Regions from separate parts of the Homo sapiens genome. Here region 1 is linked to region 2. A link is a contact called in ENCODE Hi-C data. All regions are on one chromosome and are shown on one strand. The core of a region is the stretch at or near the end of the contact, and the rest is flanking DNA. Distances in the headings are between cores, read along the strand shown.

The links. A loop is a pair of places that touch in the nucleus more often than their neighbours do. Pooled maps may share reads with other maps.
Region 1: a pooled map shows a loop between it and region 2 (3-fold over the local background). The contact joins the promoter of LINC01556 here to the promoter of ZSCAN9 in region 2. A Hi-C loop is called at or near these places in 1 of 168 maps with a recorded cell type or tissue (GM12878), 3 of 37 single-sample maps with no recorded cell type and 5 of 50 pooled maps.

Annotation. Positions count from the first base shown.
Region 1 is chr6:28,939,067-28,945,115 of GRCh38, forward strand. It overlaps LINC01556 (long intergenic non-protein coding RNA 1556), which reads left to right and starts at 4,718. Exons shown (of 1, transcript NR_103538.1): 1 at 4,718-5,472. TRL-AAG2-2 (tRNA-Leu (anticodon AAG) 2-2) reads right to left here and starts at 4,637; the gene lies at 4,556-4,637. It overlaps TRM-CAT3-1 (tRNA-Met (anticodon CAT) 3-1), which reads left to right and starts at 5,509; the gene lies at 5,509-5,581. It overlaps TRL-CAA1-2 (tRNA-Leu (anticodon CAA) 1-2), which reads left to right and starts at 1,987; the gene lies at 1,987-2,091. It also overlaps TRQ-CTG1-3. RefSeq lists enhancers at 1,192-1,761, 2,333-2,902.
Region 2 is chr6:28,221,568-28,227,181 of GRCh38, forward strand. ZSCAN9 (zinc finger and SCAN domain containing 9) reads left to right here and starts at 3,708. Exons shown (of 4, transcript NM_006299.5): 1 at 3,708-3,799; 2 at 5,445-5,614. The coding sequence starts at 5,518. RefSeq lists an enhancer at 3,513-3,612.

The sequences.
Region 1 (6,049 bases), core at 3,468-5,967, 720 kb after region 2:
GATTGATAGTTTGGCTGGGTTCAGAAATCTAGTTGTGGAAACTATTTTCCTTTATTGAAATGATTTAGAAGGCATTGCCTCATTGTCTTTCAGCTTTTGGTGTTGGTGCTGCTGTGGAGAAAAAAAGATGACATTCTAATTCATAATCCTTTCTGTGCAATCTTTTAGTTTTGTTTTCCTTCTGGAAACATTTAGGATATTCACTTTATTCATCTGATATTTCACAATGACAAGCTTTATTGTGGGGCTTTGCCACACCCTATGCAGGGTAGTTGGTGGGCCTTTTAAATCTGGAGACTTAAGGTCTTTGGTTCTGAAAAATAATCTTATATTACATCTTTATCTCCTTTATTCCACTTTCTCCTCTTTTCCTAGAATCCCTGTTAGTTTGTTGGCATATCTTCTATTATACACCATTTTATTTTCTTATCAATTCTTTGCTATTTTCCATCATTCACCCCAAACTTTCCAGATTTCTACAACCTTATTTTGAAATTTTAGGCCAGGCGCAGTGGCTCACAACTGTAATCCCAGCACTTTGGGAGGCTGAGGCGGGCGGATCACCTGAGGTTGGGAGTTCGAGACCAGTCAGACCAACATGGAGAAACCCTGTCTTAACTAAAAACATAAAATTAGCCGGGCGTGGTGGCGCATGCCTGTAATCCCAGCTACTCTGGAGGCAGAAGAATCTCTTGAACCTGGAAGGCAGAGGTTGTGGTGAGCCGAGATTGCATCATTGCACTCCAGCCTGGGCAACAAGCGCCAAACCCCGTCTCAAGAAAAAAAAAAAAGAAATTTTTAAAAATCCAGCCATCATAATATTATTAATAATTTTAAGAACTCCCCTCCTTTTTGTTTCATGAGTGCAGTATCTTCTCTTACTTTCCCGAGGATTAATTATAATTTTTAAAAAATCCAACTTCCTGCATTGTATTTGTTTCCTCTTAGGTTCTTCCTGCCCCCTTCTGTTTGTATTCGTCCTTGTCTTATTGTAGAAATATTTTCACAACCACCTGATTATCCTTGGTTGTCGTACATATTTTAAGTAAGGCACTAAACACCTGATTCTGGAAGCTCTGTGGACCTGCTCCAAGCCTGTAGACTGCAGAGTCTTTGGGGATTCTATGGAGACCCAGCCATTTCTTTGGGAGATCCTCAAATACCAGTGTTTGTCGTTGTTTTAATTTTTATTTTTTCCTTGTAAATTGACTTGGATATCTCATCTGTCTTTCTTTATCTCTGGAAAACTTTATCCCAGTTTCCCTTGACATACTCCTTCAACCTCCTGGGAGAGGTAGGGGGAGGGGAGATGAGCCTGTTTGACTAGTTCTGGGAATGTGGTGAGGGAAGAGATCTGGGGATTTCGGCTCAGTGCTGACACTTCCTTCATGCTACTCTGGTTTAGCACCCCTGCACTTCACCCTCTTTCAACTCCTGACCAAGTCAACTCCTGTTACTCACATCGACAGTCATTTTTCATGTTCAAGACCCCTGAACCGCTCTCATCCCCCACTCTCCGCTAACTCTCCTGCTTCGCTTCAGGTCTACATTGCCTCGCTCATTTCTTCCCTGCTGAGCTCTTTGATTAGTTTGCTAAGCAGCATCTCGGGAACAGCCCCCGTGCTATGTGTTCTTTCTTGTCATGGATATGTGTTTTTTCTTGTCATGCTATGTGTTCTTTCTTGTTCAAGGCAGAGTCGCGGCTGGGTTGTTAGGATGCTCGCGCCCCTGTACCCGGGGCGTGCAGGGAAGTGTAAGAAGGGGGCGAAGGGCGAGAAACGCTGAATTCTAGCCTGAATTGGTAGGAGAGCCTCGCAAGCTGAGTCACGGTTCCTGATTCCATTTAAATAGAACGTTTTGTTCACTTGTAGGAATTTCCTTTTCCATTTCTTTCATTAAATCGCGAACGTAGTAATGACTTAACGCTGGTTACGCATTCATTACAATCGAAGATTATATTAATTTGCGATGGTAAGTGTCCCAGGTGTCAGGATGGCCGAGTGGTCTAAGGCGCCAGACTCAAGCTTGGCTTCCTCGTGTTGAGGATTCTGGTCTCCAATGGAGGCGTGGGTTCGAATCCCACTTCTGACACAACTATCTTATTCTCCTTTTACTCTACTTTCTCAGCCATTTCTGTGTTTTCATTCTTTCTACCTCAACTTTTTTTATTCTAACTAAAATGATACACTCTCAATGAGGTCTGCCCCCTTGCTTTTCAGTCTTGTTCGCTGTTTAGTAGTGAATCACGTTTTGCCCCGCTTTGGTCAGTTCGTTAAAAGGCGCATTCATTTACCACATGAGCACTCACCCAGAGGCGTACTGGGAGGAAACTAGACTAGGTAGGAATAGAAAGACATGTATACAGACTCCATCATTACATACTGGCCCTGAGCTCATAGGTTATTGGGACCGCAGATTACATGTTTTTCCTCACGGCCAGAAACCATCAAAAATAAAAGTGATGAAACTGAAATTGAAAGCAGCAAGGTTCACGCTCAAGGTTATCGGAAACAAGGCAAAAGGAGAGAAATGAAAGGTTCCACCGAGATTTGAACTCGGATCGCTGGATTCAGAGTCCAGAGTGCTAACCATTACACCATGGAACCCTACTTAACAAAAAATGGATACTCGATCCACCTGGGGTCTCTCTTGTCTTCTACTTACTAATTGATTTAAAGTAATTTTGCAGGGGCAGTTTTTTTGTTTTGGATGGCCAAACGCAGGGATGGGAGGGGTAGGGCTCACACACTGTTTCCACCGCGCCTTTCTCCCAGATTTCTTTCCATCCTTCGGGGCAGGGCAGTATACTGATCTGGGAATATGGTTATTCCTGGAGATTTTTATTTTCTTTCGTTTCCAGCCCACGAAAAGGTGAATTGAATTTTAGTCTCACGGTTTGAAAGGGAGAAAAGAGAGAAAAGAAAAAATATACTATCTACTTTCTACAGTCTTATTTATTCATTGTACGATACCTACAGATGCCTCTAGAACAACCTCCGAGTATCTTGGCACTGCCCCTCAGTTGTAACCATGGGCTTAAATTTTTAAAATCTGTCTCCCGCATTCCTCCAAAATGCCTTAAGTGCAGGGCTGAGTCTCAGTAGTCTTTGATAGCCCACGGTCTGCTACTTTGTAGAAGCTCAACCAATGCTTGTTGCATGAATGCATAAATGAAAGGATGAGTGAATGAATGAATGAATGAATGAATGAATACTCAGTGGGACAGCCCAGCTTAGACTTTTGGGAGACTTTAGACTTCTTTTTTGCCTTCACTTGCTAGGCTAAATTTTACAAGTTCAAAAGGGAATAATTATTTCTCCTCCTCCTCCTATCTTCTTTTGCCTTTCCAGGTCCCAGCTCCCAGGTGGACATCTTAGCGTCCAGATGACCCAACATATAGGTGTCCTTTAGTATGGATGACCAAACTAGGATGTTATAGTGCTGGATGTAGTAATTCATTTTTTCAAATCTTAACTTTATTAAGATAACATGGTTATTTATCTAGTAATTGTGAGAACAACATATAACAAATAGACCACATATATACGTAGCGTGTCTGGAAGAAATACTCAGATATAAATTACTACTTTAGTCAATCTTAATATTAATTATTTGTCAACTATGCTTAATGTGCCTCTCTAGTCTCTCAAGACTAAATTGCTAAGGAACCCTGGAATCATTTGCTGGCATTCATCCTTTCAAGCAAGGTGCCTGTTACAAAATATCTGCTCAATTAGTATGTATTGGATACATCTTTTGGAAGGTGAGGAAGGAAGCAGTGAAATTAGAAGACTTCTGCCTAGGCGACTGTAAAGTGCTCCTAAGCATCTACCCACCTCCCTGCACACAAAAACTCTCCATTCTATCTCCTCGAGTCTCCTAGCCTTAAAAGATGGTCTAAACTACCCCAGATCCAGGTAAATAACGGATCAAGTCCTTCTTCCCTAAAACAGGTGTTATTCTTTCTATTCTATGAGCCTCCACCTTATTTCTTAAAAAAAAAAAAGAAAAAAATGTTTACTGTTTAAGAAGATAACAGAATCTCAAAAGCTAACTCTTCAACTGTGTTCAACTAAGGACCTTAAACTGCTCTCTGAGGATAGGTGAAGCGGGAAAGGCTCTAGGTGTCTGGTGACTGTTTCTTTTGTTGGTTCGTTTGTTTTTTCAGCCTTAGCACATTTATCCCTTGGAGAAGACAATGGAAAATAGGGCAGATGAGCGTGCGTGGCTTATTTATTCTTGAGTCTGGAGTTAAGAAGGTTGTACTTTTTCCTTAGGATTGCCCTTGGTTGGTTCACAAATTTCGCAAAGTGAATGAAAACACATGAAGGCCACTGAAGGGAATAACTAGGGGACGAGATGTCTGAGCCCCTAAATCGAGAAACATTTGGGCACCGTTTGTGGGACTGTACATATGGGTGTTATCTGTGGCCCCTAGGAAAACAGAAGAGGAACCTGTCTCACTTAGGAAGCTGTGAGAACTGCCCACACAAGGCTTGAAAATGGAACTTTACTGGGTCAGAATGACGAGGGGGAAAAAAAAAATACCTCACACTGGCAGCGGTGGGATTCGAACCCACGCCCCCGAAGAGACTGGAGCCTTAATCCAGCGCCTTAGACCGCTCGGCCACGCTACCACCCACAGGGTGCGTCGCCGCTTTCAGTTTCACCCAAGTGACTGTCGCCCCTTTCCAGTCCTTTCATTCCCATTCCCACATCACCATAAGCCCTTCCCTCAGGCCCCTTCTTCAGCATTCCTTGCTTCTCAGCATAGCCCGAGAACCCCCGATCCCTGACACTTTGCTTCTTCTCAGCTCCCAGATGGATCCTGGACAGGATGCTGCAGGTGGTGCAGGAGGGGAATCCTGCCCCATTTATCATCAACACAGTAAAAAGGGGTCGAAGAGACCGAGAGCGCCAGAGGACGCCATGGGCTCCACATCCACTTGGATTCCAGGGAGTAAGCCTCTCGACTTCAGGAGTAAGCAAGGCCAACCGTTTGGTTTGAGCCTGTTGCTTCTAAGAAAAGCGAGGAAAAATCCTGAGACCTCCTCCCCTCGCCCTTCATCCACTTCAGGGGACCGAGTGTCTCCACGGAACTTCACAAGGGAGGAAAAGAGTGAACTCATTATTATTTGTCTTGTCTTCGTTTCAGAGGCGGTACATCTACGAAAGCCCTAATCATAGAGGGAAAGACTCCTCGTTCCTGGCCCAGAAATGAGATGAGAAATCCAGGGCCCCGTACAGGAAGGCCTTTCGCAAAGTCCAGACTCAATTGCCTTCGCAGCCCTTAAAGTTTCCTTAGGAAGGTCTGTGGGAGAACGAGGTTGGTTTAGGAATTGGCCCCTGCCTTGTACTACGTAGTTTTGTCATCCAAAGTGTTTTAGAAGTGAATTGAATCATAGTTACGCCTTATTTTGAAACACTGTAATTCAGAGAACGTAAAACCTTATTAAAATGCCTCATAATCATCTTGGTAGAGCCGTTGGTTAAGCGGGAGAGACAGTTGCCTCCTTAGCGCAGTAGGCAGCGCGTCAGTCTCATAATCTGAAGGTCCTGAGTTCGAACCTCAGAGGGGGCAAGGCGTCTGTTTTGCCATTTTACTTCTTCTTGATCCAAAATGAGTAAGACAACAAAGGAAGTTGACAAAACGTTGTTCTTTCTCTGCTTTCTCTATAGAAAAGTGTACAATATGTCTGGTAAGGGAAAAAAAAATCTAAGGACATTGCTTTGATGGAACAGAACGGGTAATTGCTGTTTAATAGAACCATGTTCAGTTACAAAACAGTGATTTTCACTAAGAATTAAATTCTCCAAAATTCTCATCTCCCCTCCCGCCCTGCATACCAATTGGAGATAGAGCTGGTAGCATTTTCAAATGTTTTTCAGATATGCTTGGCAATTGTCTTTGTTTTAACAACACCAGAGTCAAGAAACTTGCCAGTTTTAGAGTGCTGAGATAAGAAAAAGTGGGTGGAGGGTTGTACTAGGGGTGTGGAAGGTATAGAATCTAATTATCAATTACTGACTTGGTTATCTTTTACCATTC
Region 2 (5,614 bases), core at 2,458-4,957:
AAAAAAAAAAAAAAAGGAAAAGACCAAATCATTTTATTTTAATACCCACCTAAGTTGAGGCTGGTGTAAGTGGGGCTTTCAACAAGTCAGTACTGACAGAGCATGGTAGGGATGAAAAGCCAATCCAAATCCCAAAATGTCTACTGCTTTGAAGAAAAGTTTTGTCCTCTCCATCATGGAAAGAGTTGAATGTAATCAATTTACCATCAGGTGGCTGGCTGTTTCCACTGTGATATTACATCATTTCTAGGGATTAGGATTGGTTTTGGCTCTTGCAAATTGGATTTCAACAGAAAAGCTTTTGTCTTGTTTTCTGAGCCTATGTACAGCCTTCATCATGGCAGCCATGGTCACTATGTTCAAAAGTTTCTTGAGCAAATGCTGAGATAGCTGAAAAAAGAGTTGCTGATACCCATAGAGCAGATTGTTAAGCAACAAAACTTGGGTCTGCTTCTCCAGTGCAGCAAAGTCAAACATTGACACTAGGATTTGCAGTGAGAGAAAGTAAGGCATTTATTGTAGAGCACCAAGCAAGGTTATTGGGCCACTAACACTTAAGATCTGAACTCTTTGTAAGATGGCTTACAAGCAAGAGTTTTTAAGGCATGGATGAGGGGGTTCTCCAATGTGAGCTAAAGGCTGGAAAATTTCTAGAACTTGCTTATCCATCTTCTGATTCCTGTCTGTCAAGGTCTATATGACAGTGATCAACATTTTCCATCTGGTGGGGGTCCTGGTTTCTGAAAAACAACTCAACTCAAGGACATATGTCAAATGTTATCTTTAGTTTCTATAAGGAAACAAACATCTCATGACTCTGACTCACTTGGGTGACTATTGTTTATGCTATTATTATCATCTTTTTTTTTTTTTTTTTTTTTTTTTTTTTTTTTTTTTTTGAGACGGAGTCTCGCTCTGTCGCCCAGGTCGGACTGCGGACTGCAGTGGCGCAATCTCGGCTCACTGCAAGCTCCGCTTCCCGGGTTCACGCCATTCTCCTGCCTCAGCCTCCCGAGTAGCTGGGACTACAGGCGCCCGCCACCGCGCCCGGCTAATTTTTTGTATTTTTAGTAGAGACGGGGTTTCACCTTGTTAGCCAGGATGGTCTCGATCTCCTGACCTCATGATCCACCCGCCTCGGCCTCCCAAAGTGCTGGGATTACAGGCGTGAGCCACCGCGCCCGGCCTATTATCATCTTGCTTAGCAGGTTATTAATTTATTTCCCTAGTTGCTGGTTGCAGGGTGCCTGGAATTTCCCTTGAAGGGACTCACAATTTTTCCTTTATTTTCATGCTTAAGGAGGGATCCCAGTAGGCTATGAAGAGGAGGAGTCCATGTTCTGTTTCACCATCATCTTGTTCACTTGCTTACTGAAACCCTCTGACACAGTGGGTTAATGAAGATTCATACAGGACACAAATATTTGTACATTTGATATCCATTCTAAGAGATCTATCCACATACGAGCTAGTTCCATCAATAATCTCTTTGTCACCAATCCTCCAAGTCCTTCCTTCCTTCCTTTTTCCCTGTCTCCCTCTTTTCCTTTCTTTCTCTCTCTTTCTTTCTTTTCTTTCCTTCTTTCTTTCTTTTTTCTTTCTTTCATTCTTTCTCTTTCTTTCCTTCCTTCCTTCCTTCTTGCTTGCTTTGTCTTTCTTTCTTTCTTTCTGTCTTCTTTCTTTTTGTTTTATTTCATCTTAATTTTTTTAGCTTATGGCATAACCCACAGCCGAGTTAGTATCCCAATATGCCTGCTTCTAGATTCAGGTAATCCTTAACCTTTTTGGTTGATTTTGCAGTCAGTATTTCTTGTCTTTGAGTTGGTGTGGCATTTTCAATATTCAGTACGGATTCCCAGTTATATGTTAAAAATAATCCCTTCTGTCCCAGGATACTCATCAAAGTACTGCTATAGTGGAATCTTCCCGGAAACAGACAAATGAAAGCCAGTCTCTCTCAGGGCTAACCATTGTGAAGTCCAACGTGCTGCCCACTTGACTCTGGGCTGGAGCCTGCCTGAGCCCTATAGTTGACCCACTTAGCAAGCACATATAAACCAGTGAGAGACCCTAACCAACTGCCAGTGAGACATTTAAGAAGTTTCATACAAATATTAAATTGCATTTACTTGTCACAGATGGTCATACAAAATGGAAAAGAATAACATATTTAAACAGTCTATTCAAGTCCAAGAGAAATTGAGCATTTACTCTCATTTCATAGTTTGTTAGGAAAGTTTGTAATGAGGGATTTGCAAGTGAACATGGTATGGTGGAAAAAGTGATGAGGATTTTTGAGCAAATTTTCTGCATGTTAGTGCTCTTATTGATTATATACTTATTGGATATTTGAAAGAAAAAGAAGTAAAGCATAAAGCTTGGGTTTATTTAATGCCCTCAGAAGGCTAGGTTGAGGAAAATAATAAAGAAATTTTCCGAGCTACTACCGTTTTGGAGTTAAAACAGATCATGGAGCCTCCATTAACACACAAGATACTTTCTTACTGCTTTAATAAAATAAATGATAAGATTCTGTTAAAACAAACAGAATATAGTTTAATCTACGTGACACCATCATTCTGGTTGGCATAGTAAAACTGATGAATGACTAACAGTACCTACAATTACGCTCTTTTGTACCAATAAAATTTATTTAAGGCTGGGCATGGTGGCTCATGCCTGTACCAGCACTTTGCCAGGCGGAGGTGGGAGGATCACTTGAGGTCAGGAGTTAGAGACCAGCCTGGCCAACAAAGCGAGACCCTGGTCTCTACCCCCCTCCCCCAAAAAAAATGCTGGGCATGGTGGTATGTGACTGTAGTCCCAGCTACTCAGGAGGCTGAGGCAGGATTGCTTGAGCCAGGAGTTGCAGTCTGCAGTGAGCTATGATGGTGCCACTGCACTCCAGCCTGGGTGACAAATTTATTTAATTGGTTTTGGTTTGATTTTGTATTATTATTACTAAAACTCCAGAAAACTTTTACAGCAAAAAAAAAAAACAACAAAAAACAAAAACAAGAAAGAAAGAAAAGGAAAGGAGGATGGGAGAAAGGCAGGAAGGGAGGGAGGAAGGTAGGAAAAGAGGAAGGGAGGGAGGAAAGAAGGCAAGCACGCAGGCAGATGCCTAAATAAAGAATACATAGGGGCCTGGACAAATAAATTGCTTTATGGACTGTTATGCACCCATACAATAAGTTAGACTTACATGATGAGTAAAGCTTTTTAGGATACATGAAGTGAAAACGTTAAAATAAGCGGGGGAGAAAAGGCTAAATATAAAATAATGCCATTGTGTGTGTGAGAGAGGATCACAATGATATACAAATTCCAGGCTAACGGTGACAGTGGCTGCCTCGGGGAGTGGGACTAAGGAGGGGTAGGTGGGGTTTGACATTTTACTTTATTAATTTTGGTATTGTCTGAGGGTTTTTAAACCATAAATAATGTATTAATTTTAAAAATGCTTTTAAAAATCATCATTTTCAATAGTTAACGGTCTATGCTTCATCAACGTTTTCCGTTTAAAACCTGTGTGCGGCCCACACACGTATGACATTCTGATTATGTGATTCACTGCTGAAAAAGAACTGGACGCCAGGAAATTGGGGGTTGAGTCCGAAGCAAGGTGAACGCCGGACATCGAGACATGGAATCCTAGACCGGCCCGGAAGTGCCTCTGCTCCGTCCGCCTTCGAGGAGAGGTCGGCATCTTTGTTCCCTGCCCGGCCATTGTTCGTGCCGCGCTTCTAGCAACGCCGGGCCGGTAACCCCCTCTCCCTCCTTGCGCGTTCCGGGTCTCGTGAGTTGGCTGTGGGGACCGGGAATGGAGGCGGGTCAGGGAGGGTGGGGCTGGAAAAGGGGTGTGGAAAGTGAACCTCAGCCGCTGGGAAGTGGGAGCCGGAGGAGGGGGCGGCGGTCAGTGCCGGGCGGCTTCGGGCGTCCCCTAGACCAGAGTGGTCATCCCCAGCTGTGGGGACATTGTACAAGAAAGGGTTGTAGGAGGACTGCGAGGCTGAAGGGTCACCTCGGTGAATAACGACAACAGGCTTAGGACTCAGGGAAAGAAACACCCGGGAGAGGAAGTTAAGGACAATTAAGACTTTGGCAGCCTTCACGATGGAGAACCTGTATACCCTCTTACCTCTAGATTCTGAAAGCAAATTAAGGGGCGTTGAATGGACTGGTTTTCAAGCGCAGAATGTAGCAGTTCCCGATTCCCTTTTCCTTAGTTCATTGATTCTCAAACCTTATAATACATACAAATCACTGAGGAGCCCGTTAAAGGGCATATTCTGGGTCTCCCTGTACTTCTCTCCACCTCCCAATTCAGATTCCCCAGATGTCTGCCATAGGGCCTTTCAAGCTGGAATTCAGCTGCTGCGCTGTGCTTCCTGGCATTTTGGAGACACACATTTTGGGAACACCCCCATGGGTTTCAGGTGCTTCCTGCGTCTGTGGAGAAAACTTTTCCCTTGGGCTTCTTTGGCTTCTTAGGATTGTCCTCAAAAAGAAGTTGACCTTGGGCAATCTACTTAACTTTCCCTGGCTTCCATTTCTTATCTAGTGAAATAATTATTATAATAAAACCTCAGTGGGTAATTGTGAGGATGAAATATAGTCTTGTATCTGAAAGCATATTGTAGACTTGTGCAGTGTTGACTGTTATTCTTCAGTAGCAGCAGGGCGGTGTGGAAAGCTCCAGGACTTGGAATCCACCTAAGCCTTTCTTTCTGTAAATTTAGTGAAAATAATACTAACCTTAAATGGTTGTTTTGAAGATTAAGAAAACTGAAGTAAATAGTAAAGTAAATGTTGGTTCGTTCATTTAGTCGACAGTAACAATATTTCCATTTATTCTTTCTCTAAGTTGATGTTTATACAGTGAGTTCAAACTTTTTATTCAGACTTTCTGAGTGATCGGTGCAGTCCCTAATTCATGGGCTGTTTTCCTCCATGAACTCTGTGAAGCATTATTGCTATTTCTTCTTCACATAAAGAAATCAAGATTGAAAGAAGATTTAAAAACTTGGCACAAGGTCACACAACTAGTAAATATTAGGATCAGAATAAAACCTAGGTCTGGGTCAGCTGTGGTGGCTGACGTAATCCCAGCACTTTGGGAAGCCAAGGTGGGAGGATCACTTAAACCCAGGAGTTTGAGGTTGCAGTGAGCTGTGATTATGCCACTGCACTCCAGCCTGGGAAACAGAGTGAAATTCCCCATTTAAAAAAAAAAGAAAGAAAGAAAACCCATATCTGGGTAACTTAAAAGCTTATGCTCTTAGCACATTATGAATATATATATTTCCATTATTTCCATCCTTTGGTCACCAAATCACTTTTCAGAGAAGAGCTTTAGGGCCTATGATAATTGCTTGTATTATCAGTTTCTGTCATCAGCTATTATCATTTTTCTATATAAATAATTTATTTTTACTGCTTAGGCAAGCGCCTCCAAGGTTTGTCTTGAAGCATAGCTCCAGCTGGAGGGTACCTTTTAAGCTGTTCAAGGTCAAGATGAATACAAACTCAAAGGAGGTTTTATCCCTGGGTGTTCAAGTTCCCGAGGCATGGGAAGAACTTCTGACAATGAAAGTGGAAGCAAAAAGTCACC